7 separate regions of the Homo sapiens genome follow, and regions 1, 2, 3, 5, 6 and 7 are each linked to region 4. The links are chromatin contacts, found by Hi-C or POLR2A ChIA-PET in ENCODE. All regions are on one chromosome and are shown on one strand. The core of a region is the stretch at or near the end of the contact, and the rest is flanking DNA. Distances in the headings are between cores, read along the strand shown. Region 1 has its middle 66 kb from the start of ZC3H12C. Region 2 has its middle 5.1 kb from the start of LINC02732. Region 3 has its middle 17 kb from the start of ZC3H12C. Region 4 holds the start of POU2AF1 (POU class 2 homeobox associating factor 1). Region 5 overlaps LOC105369484 (a long non-coding RNA gene). Region 6 holds the start of ZC3H12C (zinc finger CCCH-type containing 12C). Region 7 holds the start of RDX (radixin).

Region 1 (2,700 bases), core at 184-2,683, 1.4 Mb after region 4:
TTTGCAGGGAATGGGATGCCAACTACATGACTTGAGGTTGGGTACCAGGATAATTAGGAGGATGAGCTTTGAATTCAGGTAACACTGGGTTCTCATATCAGTGCTGCCATTTATTAGTACTATGACCTTGGGAAAGTTAGTACATGAGCCCAAGTTTGCTTATCGTAAAATAGGAATAATAATAATATCCCTTAGGGTTATTTTGAGAGTTGGTGGTACCAGGCACATACCATAAATGTTAATTATTTCTGCTATAACACCAGAATTGAAGAAAGGGACTGGAATAAGGGAGAGAGAAGACACAAAAGAAAACATGCCTACAGAACACATTTGTCCAAAGTCCACTTTACCCAGGTCATCTTATCTCCCAAGGGAAAATTGGGTCTCAGAAAGAAGGCCAGGGAAACAGCCCTGCAAACTCCATGGTAAAGGTCTTCCCTCGGAGGGAGTATGTGCTGTTTAACATTCAACATGTGCCATGTGAAACCTCCTCCTGGTCTCATTTTTCCTCCTTACCTCAACCTTCCTGCACTCCACACTTCAGCCTTTTGGGATTTCTAATCTTCAGATAATGACACATGTCATTCTTCTGCTTGGGAAACATTCTTGGCTGATTACTTCTAACTTGAACGTTGGATCTCAGCTTTGATGTAACTACCTCTGGGAAGCCCCCCTGCCCCACTAGACTGAGCTGAGTGCCCCTCCTGTGTGTTTCCCCACATCATCTGCCTGAGAACTCATACCACTCATTATGATTTCTTGTTCATGCCTGTCTTCCCCACTAGGTTGTGGTCAGTGAAAGCAGAGACCACATCTGGTTTACTCTCCATAATATCCCCTAATCACCATCTAGCGTAAATGGCAATGAAGAGGAATTCAAGAAATACTAAATAAGCGAGTGAATGAATGAGTTTTATGCTGAGATTTAGGTGAGGGTAAGTTGCTTTGGATTTATGCTAGCATTTCTACTCTGATCTGAAAAGATCCTTGTTAAGACAATATTATTATTATTCCTCTTTTCCTTGTAGAAACTGTCTACAGATTATTTACACCTCAAAACATGAAGGGCTTTCCGTGTAGTTAAAGACAATGTAGGTAGGGGCCATTTCTGCTTACCAAACTTATGGTTTGACCAGGATCTTGGTGCTTTATCAGATAAAGAAGAATGTGTATATGATAACACTTGTTGGTATAGGTGTCTTCCAAATCATGTTGAAAAATACAGCATTAAAGCTCTGTGAAAGGAAAACTAATTTGAGTTCCTTCTCAGCTGGAACCTATTTGTACTATTTTGGGTACAAAAGACTCTCAATTACTTTCCCCTTCATTGGGACTTTTCTGATTTAGCATGTGACCTCCTCTCAATTGGTGGTTAAACATGGGTGACCATGCATTCATCATTTAAACCAAAGCACTTCTGAGTTCCAGCCCGTGACTTGAGCCTGAGAACAGTTCCTCTTTGTGTTATGTGTTCAACAAATGAAAGGGGAATCACAAGCCCTACTTCCTCTAGAACAGAGGATTGGAAGGGTGAGCTTACTAATATGTAGTTTACATTACACGTTGGGGTTGAAAACCTCAGTCCAGTTGCTATGCAATTGGGCTTTGGAATGGAAGAAAGCAACATGTGGAGGTGTCCATTTTATTTTTCCATGGAAAAATAATTCATTTTGAAATGGTTTCAAGCTTAAACAGAACATTTGCAAGTACAAAGATCTCCCAGGCTCCTCTCATCCAGTTCCTCAACTGTTAATATTTCACTGCATTCCCCTCCCCCTTTCTCTGTTGTATAATTTATAAAGAGGAGGGGAAAGTCCACTCTTGTTCCTAATACCATGGGTGCAGTATCAGCAGGAGGACTTGGCAAACAACCCAACAAGAAGGGCTGGAAATTGGAGAACAAAAGTATTTTCATAGGCAAATTCCATATGCTGGGCATTGTGCTAGTTCCTTTGCAAGCATTACTTCTTTAAGTCCCTGGAAGAATCCATTGAAGATTATGATCATTCGCACTCTACAGATGAGACAACTGGTGCTCAAAGGGATTAGAAACTTGCCCAAGGTCACAAGGCCAGAAAAGTGATGCACTTGTGTGTACCATTTTAAAGCTTCTCTTTCCATGACAGCTTGCCTTGTCACTGTAAAAAGAACATTCAATTGGGAATAAAAGGGTCCAGCCCAGTTCTAAATCCATGTTATCTTCAGCAAGCAACTTACGTTTATAGAGATTCAGTTCTTTCAACTGTAGAATGAGGGAGGCTGCACTAAATTAGCCTTAAGATTTCTTCCAGCTCAAAACTGAATAATTTAATAAGTGCCATATTTTTGCCAGGCTCACTGACAAAAGTACATTGAATATATTAGTGTCTACTGTAGGAATAGGAGACATAGAGCTTAGGACTTAGAGCTTATTTAATTCAGCAGCGAACTAGTTAATTTCTTCTATCTGTTGGGTTGTCCATTTGGATAGACATTTAAATGGTTGTCTATTTAAAGCATCTACCTGTCCTTGACCTTTTGCTACCTTTTGCCCTACCCTATAGCAGTTGAGTGTTCACTCCTCACATCCTAGGAGTTGGGATAATTCTGAGGGATAGAGGTGCCTCTGCTGGGGAAATTGAAGGAGTAGACTTAAATCCAATTGATTTTGAAATCATCCTTGGTTTGAAATCATCCTTGGGAACCTAGTAGTCACTCTGT
Region 2 (3,019 bases), core at 520-3,019, 1.0 Mb after region 4:
AGGAGTTTGAGACTAGCCTGGGCAACACAGCAAGACTCACATCTCAAAAAAAAAAAAAGCATGCATATTAATCCTTGTTGCTGACTCCATTCATTCCTTCAATAGTTAAGCACAAACTCTATGCAAGGATTTGTATTAGGCACTGGGTACACAACAGAAAAGGAAAGCCAGCACAGTGACCTCCTTGGTAAGTTTTGTCAAATAACTTGGCATGTGCCATTCTTCTTTATTGTGTTGTCAGTGTTAGAATGGGTTTTGGACCAGCGAATGGGGCTTCTAGCCAGTGCATTTATACAAACAGTTCTCAGATGTGCCACAAATATGTGGCCAACATAACATTACAGCCCCCATTCCTGCTTAGGAATAATGACAGTTTTTTAGTAAATGACATCCTTTAAAGGCAAATTACACATATTGGTGGTTTCTGGATGTTTTAAGGTTTCCACGTAGTTTTTTCAACTGACAATCCCTGTATAGGGATCTTGGAGAGTTAATCATCACACCACAGTTTTCAGCAATACACTCATATGTTTATACTGACAGTCAAGACATGTTGGTGGCCCAAAATGAAATGATTACATTTTGTAGAACCTCCTTCCCATAGGAGGAGTGGTAACGAAAATGTCTCTGGAGAAGAAACTAGTTCATATCACTCAGAATTAATGTCCATCCAGAAAGAACACATACAAATAAAAAGATATGTCATATTCTTGGCTTGGAAGACACACATTGTAAATATGTCAGTTTTCTCTGAAACTGATCTATAAATTTTTTACAGCTCAATAACAATTCCAAAATTCTAATGGAATTCTTTTGGAACTTGGCAAAAAATATTAAAATTTGTCTGGAAAATAAAAATATGCCCGAATAGCCAAGAAAATTCTAACACAGAAGAATATTAGGGAGAGCTTTGCCAGTTATTTAAACTGCAGTATTTATTGCTGATATACTGCTGCAGGAATGGACAGATGATCAATAAAACCAAATAGTGAGAACAGAAGCAGATCCAAATACAAATGAGATTGGATTATATAATAAAGTGGGGAAAAGAAACACATTATTCAGACAACAGGCTAGTCATTTGGAAAATGAATAAAGTTGGTCCCTACCTTGAACTTCCAGATGGAATAAAGATTTAAATTTGTAAGAAATTATAAAGTACTACAAAGTTAGGCCAGGTGTGGTAGCTCATGCCTGTAATCCTAGCACTTTGGAAGGCTGAGGAGGGCAGGTCACTTGAGGCCAGGAGTTCGAGACCAGCCTGACAAACATGGTGAAACCCTGTCTCTACTAAAAATACAAAAAATTAGCCAGGCGAGGTGGTTGGTGCCTATAATCCCAGCTACTCGGGAGGCTGAGACAGGAGAATTGCTTGAACCCAGGAGGCGGAGGTTGCGTGAGCCAAGATTGTGCCTCTGAACTCCAGCCTGCATGACAGAGCCAGACCCTGTCTCAAAACAAAGAAACAAAAAAGTAATACAAACTTTCAGATGAATTTTTAAATATAATTTTTAAGTGAAGGAGGACTTGAGGCCTGACACTTGGCTGTTCAGGCATCAGATTCCCTACCTTTGAGGGAGGAATTCCCCACTGTGAGTGATTGTGGCGTGACAGAGCGCACTGTCTCCTGGAGCTGGAGGAGACCCATTCTACCCCAGCCCACACATACGGCCTTGTGGAAACTCCCTGTGGCTTGCTGATTAAAGAAGAAAATGTTCAAGACTAGTTTCCAGATGACTCTTCCCTGGTCTAAGGACACTAGCACAATTAGGACTATTGTTGCAACTTTCACCCGCTTAGGGGCGGCCTTGAAAGACAATTGAGAAGGAAAATCTTCCCAGGGGCAGAACTCTAAGCAGTACATCTCATGATCCACCTTCCTGGAAGGAGAAATGACCTTAGGATTTAGAATCCAAAGGGACAAAAAAAAAATGTTTCAGTCAAGGGACATATTAAAGAGCTCACTGAATAGGAAAGTGAAACTCTTACTTTGCCACTTTTTGGCAAACAGAAAAGAACGTCTGGGTATAGACTGGGTGATTAATTCTGAGTATAAAAGAAAAAGAGTTATTTCAGCATAATAGGAGAAGAGAGGTGACCCCAGATACATTTCCTCAGTCTCCCCAGCCAGGATGCTAGTAACAAGACATAGGCAGGACTGCTGAGGACTCAGATTCCTTGGAAATGAAAGTTTGGGTCACTCCAAGAAGTAAAGAACTCTACTAGCTTAACACCAAGTTGAGAGCAAAGAATCATTTTTGTCATTTCAAAGACAGCACAAATGCATTTTGGCTTATGAAACCCAGGAAGCAGACTGACTAATTTTGACTTGTCACTATCGCCCCATTTTAAGCACAAGGCCTGTTCACATTTCAGAGAATATATGTCTTCTTGTTCACTGATAACTCTGCAGAGGAAGTCTATAACATCTGCTGTTTTTTTATCCTGTTCTCTCTTCAGCCTCCTTCATCTCTGCCTCCTAGGCCTTGGAATGAACTCTCCAACTCTTTCTCTTTCGTAGTCCCTCAATTCACCAGGTGTTTCCCACCTCTGTGCACTTGCGCCATGAGCTCTTCCTCCACCCTCTCCCTCCATGGCTGCTTACTGACTGCCAATTGAGATTCACCCTGACAGTCCCCTCTGAAGCCTCACCAGTGTAGGCCCAACAGAACTGACCACTTCCCCCTTACTTCTGTCAGAGTACCTATAATACTTTATTGGCATTATAGGTTTGCATGTTTGTCCCTGCTTAGCAGACTTCTTACTTATTTACCTATTTACTTTTGAAACAAGGCCTTGCTCTGTCACCCAGGCTGGAGTGTTGTAGCATGATCATTGCTCACTGAAGCCTCAAACTTCTGGGCACAAGGGATTCTCCTGCCTCAGCCTGCTTGGCAGCTGGTACTGTCAGAGGCATTTGAACCATAGCAACTCCATCTAGAATAGGAGCTAGGTAAAATGAGGCTGAGACCTACTGGGCTGCATTCCCAGACAGTTAAGGCATTCTAAGTCATAGAAT
Region 3 (2,700 bases), core at 94-2,593, 1.3 Mb after region 4:
TGTGGCCAGCCCCGCTTTCAATATGTCATTTTCATTCATTTGGAAACTAAAGAGCTGTGCTTTGCACCACGTCCTTGATGTCAGCAAAGCCAGCTCTGTCGGACTAAAATGCAGAGACATGTTTGCAGCTAGTGCAAAGAGTTGCAGGCTGCCTATCTCAGGGAAACAGCTGCGTGGAGCATGTGAAAAGCGCTATTTAGAAGGGTTTGAGGGCTTGTATGCCTAGAGCAACTAGCACCTCAAGCCTGGCCTTGGTAAGAAAGCTGGCCTTCATCTTTGTGACTGGGAGTTACAGAATGTACCATGTAGGGGAGATATGAACTCCCTGTAAAATAGTGACATGACATATATCCCTAAGTGTCCCATGGGATGGTCATCTTATAAGGGATAAATGAGTTAATACATGTAAAACAGAAAGATTCTTGGTTATTAAAATGATCTAAGCTTTTCACATATGTTATCTCATGCAATCTTTATAACCACTCTATTCAGATAAGGAAACTAGGTCTAGAGATGTGACGTAAATTTCCCAAGGTCACACAGCTAGTCAGTGGCTGAGTTAAAATTCAAACTGAGTTCTTCCAGACAATCAGAGCCCTTAACCTTTACCAATGAACTCAAATTCAACACCTGGAATTATATTCTGTTAGTGATACCAGGGGCAAAGTACTGTAGTTGACATGGAAAGAAAAAAAAGTATGAATTAAAGAGAACTGTCCTGAGCATGCCCTAGTGTGATGCTCAGATAAAGGAAGGAGCCCCTGCTATACAGTTTGGAAGTTCCAGAAAGGAGACAGCTGAGCTATGTCCAGAAGCCATTTGAAAGTCTGATGAGGGATTCTGTTGACTTTTGCATTCTTCAGTGTATTTATACCCTTCCCCAAATTACTTCACTATATAAATAAACCTACAGGTGTGGGAAAATTGAGTGTGTGATAATTAAGATTGGAGACAAAGAATTAAAAAAGTCAAGATATGAAAACCCTTCAGTTTGTGATAATGATCATGGCACCTCAGTAGATGTCTAATAAATTGATGAAAACTTAGAGATTATCTCAGAATGTTTTGTATGTAAAGCACGGATTACATCAAACAGAATTAAAGCCTTTTAGATCATAATAAAAATAATTTATGGATGAATAATTTTAACGGGTGATTTGAAAAAACCTGGATCCTTCTAAGAAGAGACATGTGGTTGCATAAGACAGGAAGATTTACTGCAGTCAATTCTCAGAGGCCTCAGAGCTCTAGTTAGCATGGCCCCAGGCATTTTATGGTTTTTACAATCTATTTGCTTTTAACTATATCAGCTTCTAAGGGCTGGATATCCTTCCGGGAGTAATGCTGTAAGGAAGTTAGCGTTGTCCAAGACCCTAAGGCACTGCTGTTCAGAATCTGTCCTTAATAGTAACAGAAGTGTGTGATATAGTTTGAATATGCGTCCCCACCAAATCTCCTGTTAAAATGTAATCCCTAGCGTTGGAGGTGGGGCCTGGAGGGAGGTGTTTGAGTCATGTGGGTGGATCCCTGATGACTTGGTGCTGTCCTCTCAGTAGTGCATGAGTTCTTGAGCGATCTGGTCCTTTAAAAGTGTTTTGCACCTCCCCCCACTTTCTCTCTTGCTCCTGTCTTTGCCTTTGACATGCCTCCTCCCGCTGCACCTTTATCTTGAGTAAAAGTTCCCTTAGGCCTCCCCAGAAGCTGAGCAGATGCATCCTTCCTCTACATCCTGCAGAAGCCTGAGCCAATTAAACCTGTTTTCTTTATAAATCACCTAGTCTGAGGTGATTTCTTTATAGCAATGCAAGAACAAGTTAGCACAGGATGTCTCTGGACAAGGGGCGCCTCTGGGCAACAGGTTGATCACTTAGTGGGTAAGTGGGTAAAGGGTACACTTCGAAAAGTCTATGGTCTCCTAATTCCAGCAGGATTTCCTTTCTTGGACTCCAAAAATTGGTTAGTTGCTTCTCTGAAGTTTTCTCACAGCATTTTGCATGGTATCCCACTGTGACTCCCAGCAGGACTTTATGGTATAAGCTGGTAATGAAACCACCTTTGTAAAAATCATAACTGAGGAAATTATGACAGTGTAAGAGATCAGACTTAACCGACTCCATCTTGCTTCTGACCTCTAAGCTGTCCTTGTTCATTCCTGGGCGTAGGCCAAACTAGCCTTGGAAAGGAATTTATAGTTTAAACTCTGAAACAAAATTGATAATAGCCCTTTCCCGAAAAACCCCTTCTTGCCTGGGGACCAGTCTGCCTTTGTAAGACTAACAAATTAGCCACAAAATTAGAAATTATGCCATGCCATACAGCCTCTGGCTGCAAGAGTCTGAACTTCCCCAAATTGCTCCTGGGAATAACATCGCTGTTGTAAAACCTAAGATCAGTGCTTGAGATATTTTGCAGACCCTGCATTCTTATGCAGCAGATGATGACACCACCCAGACCTACAAATAATCTGGCTCAACCAGTTCTGCAATCCCACCCAGGAGCAGAAGTCAGCAAGAAAGAACTCACTTCGACCCCCTATAATTTCATCTTCAACCCAGCCAATCAGCACTCCTCACTATCCGAGCCCATACTCGCCAAATTATTTTTAAAAACTCTGATCCCTGAGTGCTCGGGGAGACTGATTTGAGTAATAATAAAATTTGGTCTCTTGCACAGCTGGTTCTGTGTAATCACTCTTTCAAC
Region 4 (2,752 bases), core at 44-2,543:
TCACCATCACATAATGAACAAAGTGCTCTAAGATCTGAGAAGACGAACAAGTATTCTCTGGGCTGGGGGTTTGTCCTTCCGGCAAGAGAGGACGGCAAGGTCAAAGGCAGGGAATTGCATGGGTGTTTGGTGGTGCTTAGAGGGCACTGGGACCAGTGGTAGGAGGGCAGTTGGTGGTGAGGCTGGAAAGGAAGGCAACGGCTCGATTGTGGGAGGCCTTCTAGGCCTCCAGCTCTGTGGCTGAAGGGAGAAGGTGAATGCTTTGTAGGCTAGGGGATAGCATGATCAGGTCTAGGTGGTGCAAGATGGCTCTGAGGCAGTATGGATGGCAGAGCAGCAAGGCCCCACACCTGCTCTAGGGGGTGTGCCAAGGGGTCTTGACCCCAAACTGACTGAGTCCCTGGAGCCTGAGCATGTGGACCTCAGATATGCAGTGGCAGAAGGCTTCCAAACTGTGAAGGAACCGGTAGCCAACACCATCTACACTTCCAGATGGTGAGCCCATGACTTACTTAAAGAAGCTTCCTGTTATCAGTGGGTGGGCACTCGCAAAGAGGCTCTGTTCATCTTGTGCCTACAAGCCCAGATCCAGTCAAAGAGCACGGGCATGTTCTCCTTCCTTCCTTGAGGGTTGGCCTCTTTTTCCGTGGGCATAGCCGACATCAGAGCCAGCGCCCCCATATTTCAGCATGATTAAGCCTTGCCATTTTGGGGGTGGCTGGGGGCGAGGGGAGGGGCTACTGTGTTTCAAAATGGAATAAACAGAAAAGCAATATTGAAAGAATGAGGAGGTTGTTTACTGAGGCTTGAAGAGATGACAGGTGTTTCCTCCCAGTTGAGAACCAGTGACCCCTGGGAATCGCATTTCCCGCTGAGCAGGCGCCCATGGCGGGCTGAGTCCTGCCCATGCCCTGGTGGCCTGGAAGCCTGCATGGGCGCCGTGCAAAGATCAACGTTTTCCAGAGGAGCTTTTGGGCTCATCACTGGCCTGGGGAGGGCTTGACACGGGGTTCCCACAGCTTGCCCCACACCACCTTCACACCCACACACAGCAGGTCCCCGCGGGGCCGGTGCAGGCTGTGGCTGCCCGCGCTGCGCTGTTGCTCTGTCCCAGCTGGCTAGCTCCGAGTGTGGAGCGCTCTGGGCCGGGGCCGCTGGGGCGCGCACAGTGGGGTGACAGGCGGCCTGGCTGCAGAAACGTTGCACCGGTGCCTGAGGTGGGAGGATGTGATGACGCGGCCCACGCAGCGGGAACCCAGGCCTTTAAAAAGCCCAGGAAACAGCCTCAGCTCAAGCGGTGGCTCCACTGGAGGAAAACACACCCCGGTCTCACATTAAAGAAGCCAAACTGTCGGCTTCAAAGAGAAAAGGCAACATCCTGTCACAGGCCATGCTCTGGCAAAAACGTAAGTGGTTTGGCTGTGGCTGTCAGACCCAAGCGAGTGCCAGCGGGGCAGGGCGATCACAGCTTGGTCTGGAATTGGGGAGCTGGTGGTGGAGGTGATGGGGCCACGGGGGGAGGGGGTCTGGGTTCCAAGCCCCGGAGCAGGGAGGGGGGAGGTGGGCGGGATGGAGCCTGGTGGAGAAACCAGCCTGTCAGAGGTGATGCTGATTTTCCAGGCTGGAGGGGAACGAACTAGTGTTCCAAGGTGGGACGGCTCAGGGTACCTCCGCTTCTGTGCATGAATCACTGTGGTGAAGAAAGGGCAGTTTATGATTCACACAACAAAAGCCAGATGTGGGATGGGTTTGGGGTTGGGAGGGAAAAGCCATGCAGTTCTTTACAGGAGGGGCTTTATTTCCATAAGCAGTGGCTCTTCAGCCTTCTGTTGAATTCCCTGGGCCTGTTTCTAGCTGAGTGACTTAGCTTTCTGCCAGGTGTGACTTGTCCCTGTGGATACCCTGGGAGGAGTGGAGATCTGGCTCGGTGAAGCGTGTCCTCACTTGCTCCACTGTCTTGCCTTTCGTCATTCTTTTTCCCCTTCTGTGACAAGGCTTGTCCATCCCACTGCAAAGGATGCAGTGGGTTTATCTTTGGCCTTGATTTTTATCCCCGGAGTTGGATGAAACAATTGTGAACTTTATTTTCCTTTATGTGGACCAAACAGCGACTTACCTTACTAATAACTGAAATAATACAGATTATTTACAACATTCTTTTCACGAGGTAAACAGCGTCAACTCATCAGCTTCTGAGAGTTGAACCTTATTGGGGCTAGTTCTATACTTCCTCAAGCAAGAAGAATGACCAAAAATTGCTCTGTCTTTCTCTTAAAGATTCTTGGTTCCTTAAAATTCGTTTTAATTAATTTTAGTATGCTGTGCCTCAAGCAAGCTTAATATAAGAGAATCTAGATTTACAGAAGAAGATATATTAGGGAATGTTTTTATTTTATGGAAAGATACTTGATTGGATCCACTAAAGTTCGGAAAATATAACTTCATTGATTAAAATGTGACACTGTCATCACCAATTTATTGTTTGCTTTATGTCTTATGTAAATTTCTCTGGAATTAAGCTGATTAACCAGTAACACAGAAGAGTGATTTCAAAATTTCTCAGGTTGTGAAGACCCACCATTGTTTGATATCAAAAGGTCAATTTTTTAAAAAAATAAAGAGAAATGAGCTTTAATTTGGGTTTGAGAGTTATGGACTCCTTCCAAGATAACTAGGAATATTCAAGAATTGTTGGCACGCCACTCTTCCCAACAGGCGATGGAGCAGCGGCAGCCTATCCTTTCTGGGACAA
Region 5 (2,983 bases), core at 248-2,747, 1.4 Mb after region 4:
GGCTACACACAGTATTATCCCTATAGCCAGAACAGCTTCTTTCATCTTTTAGATATCTCATGTTGAAACCAAGAAATACAAGCTAGAAAAAGCTGAGTCTTATTTTAAAAGTTCCCAGAAGGCATTTGTTTTATGTGGTGAGCATAATGATTGCTTACAATAAAAAAGCCTTGAAAGGTCTCACTTGTTCTAAGATTATTCATGCAGCAATTATGCTATTGATGTCAATTTGTTTTTATGATAATATAAACTATTCTGAACCCACTCAACAGTGCATAGTATAATGCTTGCAATCTTCCCCATGACCTCTCTTGCTAAGATACCTATTCACTTCCTTGATTAGAGAAAACCAAGGAATATAGGCATTTTAAAAACAGATAAAAGTTTTGATCATTTGAAATCTAAAAATGAATCAGAACTTGTAATTTTAAAGTGAATAATCACAAAAGAGAGAAATAGCTGGGTACTCTGACTTATATTCTAGATGACGTTATGTATCACAGTACAAATATTGTCCAAGTGAGCTCCCCTAAATTGTGTGTGTGACATAAAGGGAGGGGAACTTGTATTTATTTTGTAGCTTGCCAAGAGCAAAAGGCTGTCTCAACTTAAATTTTGGACATCTTAAGTTTGTTCATCTTAAATTTGGCTTTGGATTGCTATAGGTTTTCGGGTAACTATTCATATTTCAAATGATGTTATTATTTTGCTTCCGAAGGTTCTTACGTGTTTCTGTAGAATAGGTAACATATTAACGTATTTCACTTTAAAAACAGTAATTGTGGTTACTTTGCCTGCGTGAGTCTATATGTAAACGTGTTTGAAATAGTTATTGAAAGAAGATGTGCTCCCTGATCTTAATGAGGTTAAATCTCACTCTTGTTTCACTGTTTCAAATTTTATTATGATCTTAAATTAAGGTTATATTCACATGGACAGAGCAAAAATTCACCACTGGCATATCTATTTGATGCTGTCAGCCATGTTCACAGCCAGTCTGCAAAATTCATTAGTTATTATGTAAAAGGTGCTTTTAATCCTCAGTAGCAGGATTCTTTCCTTATTTACTTTCCTTTTGCCTTGTAGATATAATTTGAGCAAATAATTTGAAGATGGGTAAATAGAAGTTTGACTGAAGCTGATGAAAGTAAGCACATTGATTAATATTCTTATCATTTTTATAAACTGCATTACAGAAATACATAATTTCTGTAAAATAAAATGTAAAAACAGGCATGGAAGTCAGGGCAAAGGCATATGACTAGAGAAAAGTAAAATGAAACCAAATGTGAGGTGACACCTGGAAGGCAGCCTGTTCCTTTAACACACACAAGCACTCATTCAGGCTAAACAGTGTACACACTCATTTCCAGGTGGGCCACACTATTTAGTTCTATATTTTTAGTAGCCCATGAAATGAGGGGAAAGTGGGTTGGGGGAAATGGGCTAAATGTATAGAGTTGAAATTAAGTATGCTTGTGTAATGGCTCTATTGTTCTCTAAAGTGAGCTGTTCAAAGAACAAAATTTTAAAATTCACTTACCTCTGTAAGTTTCAGAAAGGAGGGAAGTGGTGTAGCTGATCATCTGAAAATATCAGATGATATAGCATAGTCCTATTTTTAGCTCTGAAATGCAACCATGGGACTTTAAAACAACATCCAGTATCTTTTGTTAGAGATGCCACAACCAGTCACGACTGGCTGGCACTGCAGAAAACAGAAAGTTATGGCAAAGGGAATTACTGTTGAGAGCAAAGAACTGGGGGAAAGGCGTCATGCAGTCATTGATGGCTGGTGGGTTCGCTCCAGTGGTACAAGAGTTTTGTGTGTGCTTAAAAATCAGAAGCAGCCACATGTATTCAACCTGTGTTTTTCATCATCAATGACTATGGGTGAAAGTGCTCTTGATTTTGAATGCTCACATGTCTGGGTGCCTTTGGAAATGTGCAATCTTGTCTTGGCCCTTTTAGTGACTGGCTTTGTAGTCCTGAGATAATTGCTTCCTATTTCATCGTCTATTTCCTCTCAATACAACGTGAATTAGATGGCCTTCGAAGACCCTTCCAGGACCAAAACTTTAAGCAGGTCCCACAAACCTCACACATATAAACACGATTCTTTTTTTAAACACCTCTACAGTTGAATTCAAGTAGCCCCTATTTCAATAACAGTGAGAGAGAAAAAAAAATAAATCAAATCAAGTAAACAAACAATAAACAAATTAACCTTGTCACTTTGATTTTCTTCTGGTTTAGAATTTAGTCTTTCGGTGTAATTACCAAGAATTTAAATTTTGTTGATTCAAAATTCAGGTTGTCAGGGGTGTCCTTTTCTCTCAAGGGCTCCTGTAACTCCTTGCCCCTGCTCTCCTGGATGTTTCCCTCCTCCTTTTTGTCCTGCTTTACTGCTGATGAAACTGGAGCGTTCCCTGACCCCCCCTAGCAGGACATGCAACAGGGGTGTAGCTTGTCTGTTTGGCACTGTGCATACTCAAACTCCTTACAGGAGGGGGAGCATGCAGATGGGCAGGTGCAGGAGCCGGACCGAGCACCCCTGGGCCCAGGCCCCATGGCAGTGTCTGTGGGTGGGATCCTGCAACCCCCAAAGCCCAAGTGGGCCTGTGTTACAGTGTGCTCTTTTAGCCTTGCTGTCCACGGATGGCTTAAGTGTTAACCAGCTCAGTGCCCTCTTCGTACCTAGGTCTTTGTCTGGTGTCCAGGAAGAATTGGGTCATATATAAACCTGAAGGATGTGTGCAGGGGTTTTGTTGAGTGGTGGAGGTGGCTCTCAGTGGGGTGGATGGGGAGCTGGAAGGGGGATGAAGTAAGAAGATGATCTTCCCCTGGAGTTTGGGCAGCCGGTGTCCGTTCTCCTCTCCGACCATTCGCAGCTGATCTTCTCTTGGCATTCAGATACTCCTTTTTTTTTTCTTTCTGCCATGCTGTTCTTCCGTTCTGCTCTTCTGTTCATTGGCTTGTGGAG
Region 6 (2,998 bases), core at 4-2,503, 1.3 Mb after region 4:
ACTTAAGAAACTGCTACTAAAATTAATTGTACATGTGATTAAATGAATGGAAGTCATACCCTCTAAATCCTAAGTCCATTAAGACAAAAACATTTATAACACACTGTATTTATGACTTCTTGTGGTTCTTGAAAAGTCAAAAATTGTGTTTGAGGTTTATCTCGTTTTCCGTTTATAATATGCATTTTAAAAGTGGAAAAACTCAAGCACGTAACAAGTGAAAAACTGAACAACGTTGCCAAATTCCTAAACATACAATACTTAGCTCCAATTATCTCTGCATCTATTCTAAAATGGTTTAAAAAAAGTCTGAATCAATAAGCGCCTGATGGGCCTGGGATACTCCAATACAGTCTTGTCAACCAATAGGAAAACTTTTCCTAAATCTGGATTCGTCTTTCATCTCTTTATCACAAAACACCGAACACAAACCGAGATTGTTAACGGATAACCAAATGGCAAGAACCCCAGACAGAGTAATCAGTACTTGGATGTTAGGGCTGTTTTTAAGGACTTGAAATGAGACAGCTTAGGGAAGAAATGCGGGATTCATTTCTCCAAGTTATATTTGTAACACTTCTTAATACGGAGTTAAAAATGTGAACAGCCGAGCTAAAATGAACGCAGCGTGTAAAAGGGATCTGGACTGGAGCCTGGGGGTGAAGGAGGGACGAGGGGGGAGTGAGGGGCTTTCGTGACGCTCGGCCTGGGGTTGCTGGCGATCTGGATGGAGGGATGGATAGTTAAGCGAATGGCCAGGGCTGGATCCGAGATGCCAAGAGATGTCTCGCCCCACGAGCGCGCGCGAGTCTGAGCCGCTGGGGCAGCGCAGTGTGTCCGTTTCCATCCGCGGCGCCCGAGCCCGCCTCCATGTTCGCGATCTATGCCCCCGGGCGGGCGGGGACCGGTGCCTTAGGCCGCGGGGCCGGGAAGCCCGGCCTCACCTCGCCCGAAATCCCGGCGGGGACGGCGTTGCCCGAGGGGAGGATGCGCTGGGCTTTCCGCTCGGCCCCACCTGAGCGACCGGAGCTCGGTGACTCGACCTCCGGAGCCCGACCCGCCTGGGCCTGGAGATCACACGGCGAGGTCGCTGCGGCCCCGGCGCCCTCCGCCTGGCGCCCGGGCGCGGCCCCGCGGCCCTCCCCACGACCGGCTACCCCAGGACCACTCTCGCCGCGGTCCGCGTCCCCCACCCCCTTCCCGAGGACAAACCTGGGAGCCGCCACCCGGCATAGCCAGCCCCGCGAGAAAGCGGCGAGCGGGCGGCGGGGCCCGCGGAGAAGCGGCCACCGCGGCCCTCCCGCGCCAAGCCGCGCCCGCCCGCGCGCCCTCTCCGCGGGCCGCAGCCCCGGCGCCCCCTCCCTGGGTTGCACAACTCACAGCCCCAACGCGCGCGCACTCGAATCTGTTGCTCAACCTACTTGCATTCTCTTCTCCGCAGCCATCACTACATGCCCTGGAGCTGGGGCAGCCCCGGGGCCCTCCGGCAGGCGGCCGCCTCTCGCCTCAGCCCTGGGCTGCCGCGGCCGCCGCTAGGGCGCGGGGCGAGCGCGAGGCTCCCTCATGCCTCCCGCCCGGACAGCTGGCCGCACGCCAGGGCCCCGGCTCGGGCGCGCCCGAGCGCTGGGCTCGGCTCGGCCCTGCCCTTCGTCCGTGCCGCTGCTCCGCGGGCGAGAGCGAACCCGGCTCCGCCACCTCGCTCCGCGCTCCTCGCCCGCCCGCCCGCCCGCAGCCACCGCAGCCGCGCCGCTTCCTCCTCCCCTTCCCTCTTTTCCTTCTCCTCCGTCGCCGCCTCTGGAGCCGAGGTTGGCAAACCAGCACCTGCTGCTGGAGAACGCCGAGAACTGAAACAGGAAACCCTGAGCCAAGGGGAAAACCCGAGAGGCGTGGAGAGGGGTGAGGGGAGCTGCTGGAACCTGTCGGGCTCGACCCAGCCGCTGGGGCTGCCCGAGGTTCCCGCGCCGCCTCCCCTCGCGCCTATTCCCTGCCCCGGCCCAACCCAGCGGTCCCGACCTCCCCGCGCCTCTCCCCCGACCTGGTGCAGGACGGCGCCTTTCCGCTCGGCGACACCTTCTCCACCCAGCAGTAACACTGATCATGTCCCGGGCAGTCAAGGAGATCGACGGGCCGCCTTCTTAGGGCAGGTTCCCCGTAGTTGTTTACTTATCAATATTCCGTGATGAGGAAAAACCACACCCTGCATTAGCAAGGCCAATAAAAGAATTTAAACAAATGAAGCTGTTGGGATTTCACCCAGGGATAGGACTTCTTTCAGCAAGGAAATTGGCTTTGATGGAAATGGCAATCGTGTCAAAATCGAGGTTGAACCCAAGATACATCCAGATCTCTTTCAGGAGATCGGAAGGAAACAGCCCTTTGCACAGAGGTGGGCGCCTGAATCGCAGGCTGAAAAGCACCGGGAGCAGAGAGCCTTTCTACTTCTGTGAATCGTACAACACCCAGCACAAACTAAGTCAATGTTTCAGAAATGTTCAAATAACCTTATTCGCCTGTCCTTGGAATCATTACGAGCAGCCTAGGGCAGGATGAGTCTGCTTCTGGAGTGAGAGGGAGGGACACTGAATGGGTTGTGCCCCTACCATATGCCACGGGCCAAATAGCCTGCTTTAAATCCACTGTCCCGTTTGTCACCACAGCCATGTGAGCTGGGTATTAGAAACCCCTTTATCCATCAGAAAATCGAGGTTAGAAAATTTACCTGCAGTTACACAGCTTGAATGTGAGGTATTCAGGTCTGTTACATCTAAAGGACGCATTTGTTTCACTGGACCACGATTCATGCCTTTGATCAACTTTTTACCTTTCATAAAATTAGTTTTGCCTCTGAGTTGTTTTCAGTAGGGCATATATATGGTTTAAGCCTGGATCTGTTGAATTTGCTTGGACTGCCTAATGGTAGTGATATTCATGATGCTTATTGGGGTTCAAACTTGATAATTTTCAGTTTAATATTCTCTACCAAATGTAGGCCTTTATG
Region 7 (2,701 bases), core at 193-2,692, 1.1 Mb after region 4:
ATGTGGTAGGCTGAACAATAACCAGGATAATTCTTGCACCCTAGGGAGAGGTAAGGAGTGATCTTTTGGTGGTCCCTAAGAACCACAAGAACCTATTTGGTCGCAAGTCACACACCTGGTTCCCATCCTTGAGGAATTTGCTATCTAAAGGCCCTTGAGTTTAACCCTTGAGTCTCTTGGGGGCTTTTAATTGTTCGGAGAGGTCTCAAAGGGCAATAGTGGAAACTCACTGAAGAGGCAGGCTAGTGAAAGTGATTTGCAGATATTTCCTGGAAAAGCTACTGTCTCACCTAAGGTAAATGCTAAGGCAGGAAGTATAGGAGTTATTTGTCCTATAAAAGTAAGTATACTCAGGCGTTTTGTTATTTGAATCTAAAGTTTGTTCACAAAAGATAAGCTAAAAAAAGTATTGCAAACAGGGCAAGCCAGGCGAATCTGATTTTGTGCGCTTGCTGTTTGTATACTCATAGCAAGTTTTGCTCCCTGAATCATCCCAGCAGACAATACTGAGGGGACTCAGCATGGATTAGATGACAGAAGACTGATCCAGAAGTCAGGAGCTTCCTGTCTCATCCCAGCCACTAACTAAAGTGAGTGGGCTAGACTTAGTCTTAAGATCGAATGCCTAACTTTCTCTAAATCTAGAATTATGTAGGTTTGGCGGCTCTTTGGGGCCCTACTTCCAACTTTTTCTTGCTAACCAACTCCTTCCAACTGCCAAAGCATGTCGTTGGTAATAAAAAATTATCACACATCCTTGCTTGGATTAAAATTTGCACTCCTGATTTGGGGTCTTATCCATTGAGGTTTTGGTGAAGTTTGAAAATTGTCGCTGAAAAATTAAGTTTTTCTAGTTGGCTAAAACCTGCCAAAATAATGTAAACGTTCTTTGTTGCAAATCTAAATTCCGCTCAGGTAGGCCCTTTTCTCCTTCCCAGTCCAGGATCTTCAAACCTAACAGCCAAGTCTCACGCTTCATTTGGTCCCCGGCTCCCTCTGGGAAGAATTCCTCCTCTGGGGGCGACGGCAACGCCCTCAGTGAGTTTGCTGGCACCAGCGGGAGTTTCAAGTTTCCACTCGTTGGGGAGGCGGCGGGCACACTCCGAGCTTTGGGCTGGGCGGCTCCGCTTCCCTCGACCGCAGGTTTAGCTGGAGCCCAGCGCTCTCTGGAAGGGCTCGACCCTCCGGCGCATTCGCCCTATTTCCCTGGGCGCTCCCGAGCCCGCAGCCACCCACCTCGCGTTGGCCGGCCCCAGACCGCGACCCCCGGCCACGCCCGGAGCCAGGCCTGCGGCTGCGAGCCTGCGGGAGGGGCGGGGCGGGGGCGGCCCCCAGCGGCGGCGTTGGCGCTCAGTCCGCGGCGCGAGGACGGCCGGCCGGCAGGGGGAGGCGGGGGGGCGCCGGGCAGCCCCGCCTTTTCCCGCGGAGGCGCCGAGCGGCCATATTGCGGAGCTGTCTGCGGTGGCGGCGGCGCCTCTCGTCTCCCGCGGGCCAGCGCTCGCACCACCGCTTCTCCCTCCCTGTCGCAGCCGCGCCGCCGCGCAGCGCCCCAGCCACACGCCGGCGGGCAGAAGCCGCCCGCTCTCCGGGTAAGGCGCGGCGCCCTCCCTTCCCCCACTCCCCGCTCCCGGTTCCTCCGGAGACGCTAAGGTGGCGGCGCGAAGTTGCGGGGCCCGTGCTGCCCGGCCGTGGCGCCGCCGCCAGGGCTTGGCGCGCCTCCGCTCGCGCCCAGCTGGCCGAGGCGCCACTGTGGTAACGGCCCGGCCGGCCAGGCTCCTCCCGGGGCTGGTAGGGGCCGCGAGGCCCTGCCCGAGTCGTGGCTGAGCCGCGGCCCGAACGTGCCTGGCCGGGCCAAAGTCGACCTTCGCCGCCGCGGGATTCTCCTTTCCTCGGGGCGCGGAGTCTGCCTTCAGCGCCGGTGTCGGACCCCCAGCGCCCTGGGGACGGTGGGCTCCCGCTGCCTGGACTGGGCCCCGGGCCCGGGCTGGCATGGTCCCAAGGGTTGTTTGAAAATCCAGATATTCAGCGTAGGTAGAATTCGATTTTACATTTATTAGAACTTGTTCCCCGGCCTCCAGTTTGAAAGGAGGGGTGTTAAATTACTAGAGAGCGTGCGTTCCGCCCCAGTGGCAAAGGGGATGTTGCATGACAGGCTTTGGGGCGCCAGTCGCTCCCGCCGCTCGCACCCGCCAGGCCAGGGCCGCGGTTCCCGGCCGCAGCTCTACCTGCTGCTGTTGCAGCTCTCGGAGCCCTGTAACTTTCTCGGGCCCTTGAGGCCGCTCAGTTTTAGTGTCTCAGACCCCACCAGACAAGTTCAGTACATGATATCCCTCTTTTCCTTTAAAGGATTCTAAACTCAATTCCCGGACTAACTTTGAAAGGGGGCAGTGCATTTTTGTTTTTTTTTTTTTTTCAGTTTAAACAGACTACATCACTTCCTAGACAGATGTCATGTTTCTTCAGACATTCCCAATATTTGGTGGTTTTTTTTTTTCCTTAAAGAGTAGTTACTAGGTTGGAAATGTGTTAAAAGTCAACTTCATAAAAATATATTTTAAAATACATTTGAGATTTTGGTGGAAGACACGTTGCTGAGGAACTCGATGGCATTCTTGTGGCACTAAGACTGGCAGGATGTAAATATAAAAGTCTAAGATAATAAGGGTTTATTTGATAAACGAGTACTTTGACATAGACATTG

Evidence for each region. A loop is a pair of places that touch in the nucleus more often than their neighbours do. ChIA-PET counts read pairs that join two places held with the same protein, here RNA polymerase II (POLR2A). Pooled maps may share reads with other maps.
Region 1: a pooled map shows a loop between it and region 4 (3-fold over the local background). The contact joins the enhancer-like site here to the promoter of POU2AF1 in region 4. A Hi-C loop is called at or near these places in 5 of 37 single-sample maps with no recorded cell type and 3 of 50 pooled maps. POLR2A ChIA-PET finds 5 or more read pairs at or near these places in 1 of 52 experiments (GM12878).
Region 2: a loop to region 4 is called in a pooled map, with 5 times the contacts of the local background. The contact joins the enhancer-like site here to the promoter of POU2AF1 in region 4. A Hi-C loop is called at or near these places in 15 of 37 single-sample maps with no recorded cell type and 12 of 50 pooled maps. POLR2A ChIA-PET finds 5 or more read pairs at or near these places in 1 of 52 experiments (activated T-cell).
Region 3: a loop to region 4 is called in a pooled map, with 5 times the contacts of the local background. The contact joins the enhancer-like site here to the promoter of POU2AF1 in region 4. A Hi-C loop is called at or near these places in 3 of 37 single-sample maps with no recorded cell type and 3 of 50 pooled maps.
Region 5: a map of GM12878 shows a loop between it and region 4 (2.4-fold over the local background). The contact joins the enhancer-like site here to the promoter of POU2AF1 in region 4. A Hi-C loop is called at or near these places in 1 of 168 maps with a recorded cell type or tissue (GM12878), 12 of 37 single-sample maps with no recorded cell type and 4 of 50 pooled maps. POLR2A ChIA-PET finds 5 or more read pairs at or near these places in 1 of 52 experiments (OCI-LY7).
Region 6: a map with no recorded cell type shows a loop between it and region 4 (4-fold over the local background). The contact joins the promoter of ZC3H12C here to the promoter of POU2AF1 in region 4. A Hi-C loop is called at or near these places in 18 of 37 single-sample maps with no recorded cell type and 8 of 50 pooled maps.
Region 7: a pooled map shows a loop between it and region 4 (4-fold over the local background). The contact joins the promoter of RDX here to the promoter of POU2AF1 in region 4. A Hi-C loop is called at or near these places in 3 of 37 single-sample maps with no recorded cell type and 7 of 50 pooled maps. POLR2A ChIA-PET finds 5 or more read pairs at or near these places in 1 of 52 experiments (activated B cell).

Annotation. Positions count from the first base shown.
Region 1 is chr11:110,026,117-110,028,816 of GRCh38, reverse strand. No RefSeq gene overlaps it. Among named protein-coding and RNA genes, the nearest start is that of ZC3H12C, 66 kb to the left of the region's middle. RefSeq lists a silencer at 739-818 and an enhancer at 1,129-1,288. Within about 2 kb of position 1,433, at least 4 of the 41 ENCODE cell types and tissues checked have a DNase peak (open chromatin) inside an H3K27ac peak, as active enhancers do; they include GM12878, where a contact is called at or near this core.
Region 2 is chr11:110,348,546-110,351,564 of GRCh38, reverse strand. No RefSeq gene overlaps it. Among named protein-coding and RNA genes, the nearest start is that of LINC02732, 5.1 kb to the left of the region's middle. RefSeq lists enhancers at 1,469-1,998, 2,599-2,648. Within about 2 kb of position 1,769, at least 3 of the 41 ENCODE cell types and tissues checked have a DNase peak (open chromatin) inside an H3K27ac peak, as active enhancers do.
Region 3 is chr11:110,075,379-110,078,078 of GRCh38, reverse strand. No RefSeq gene overlaps it. Among named protein-coding and RNA genes, the nearest start is that of ZC3H12C, 17 kb to the left of the region's middle. RefSeq lists enhancers at 184-353, 1,442-1,736. Within about 2 kb of position 1,343, at least 6 of the 41 ENCODE cell types and tissues checked have a DNase peak (open chromatin) inside an H3K27ac peak, as active enhancers do.
Region 4 is chr11:111,377,816-111,380,567 of GRCh38, reverse strand. POU2AF1 (POU class 2 homeobox associating factor 1) reads left to right here and starts at 1,293. Exons shown (of 5, transcript NM_006235.3): 1 at 1,293-1,406. The coding sequence starts at 1,391. RefSeq lists enhancers at 137-356, 577-666, 1,317-1,366.
Region 5 is chr11:109,954,990-109,957,972 of GRCh38, reverse strand. All of the region lies in intron 1 of LOC105369484 (a long non-coding RNA gene), which reads right to left. Among named protein-coding and RNA genes, the nearest start is that of LINC02715, 130 kb to the right of the region's middle. Within about 2 kb of position 1,497, at least 3 of the 41 ENCODE cell types and tissues checked have a DNase peak (open chromatin) inside an H3K27ac peak, as active enhancers do; they include GM12878 and OCI-LY7, where a contact is called at or near this core.
Region 6 is chr11:110,091,647-110,094,644 of GRCh38, reverse strand. It overlaps ZC3H12C (zinc finger CCCH-type containing 12C), which reads right to left and starts at 1,253. Exons shown (of 6, transcript NM_033390.2): 1 at 1,213-1,253. The coding sequence starts at 1,233. RefSeq lists silencers at 894-1,363, 1,424-1,683, 1,984-2,043.
Region 7 is chr11:110,295,355-110,298,055 of GRCh38, reverse strand. It overlaps RDX (radixin), which reads left to right and starts at 1,442. Exons shown (of 14, transcript NM_002906.4): 1 at 1,442-1,589. RefSeq lists silencers at 1,060-1,859, 1,910-1,959, 1,970-2,069, 2,200-2,259 and an enhancer at 1,473-2,345.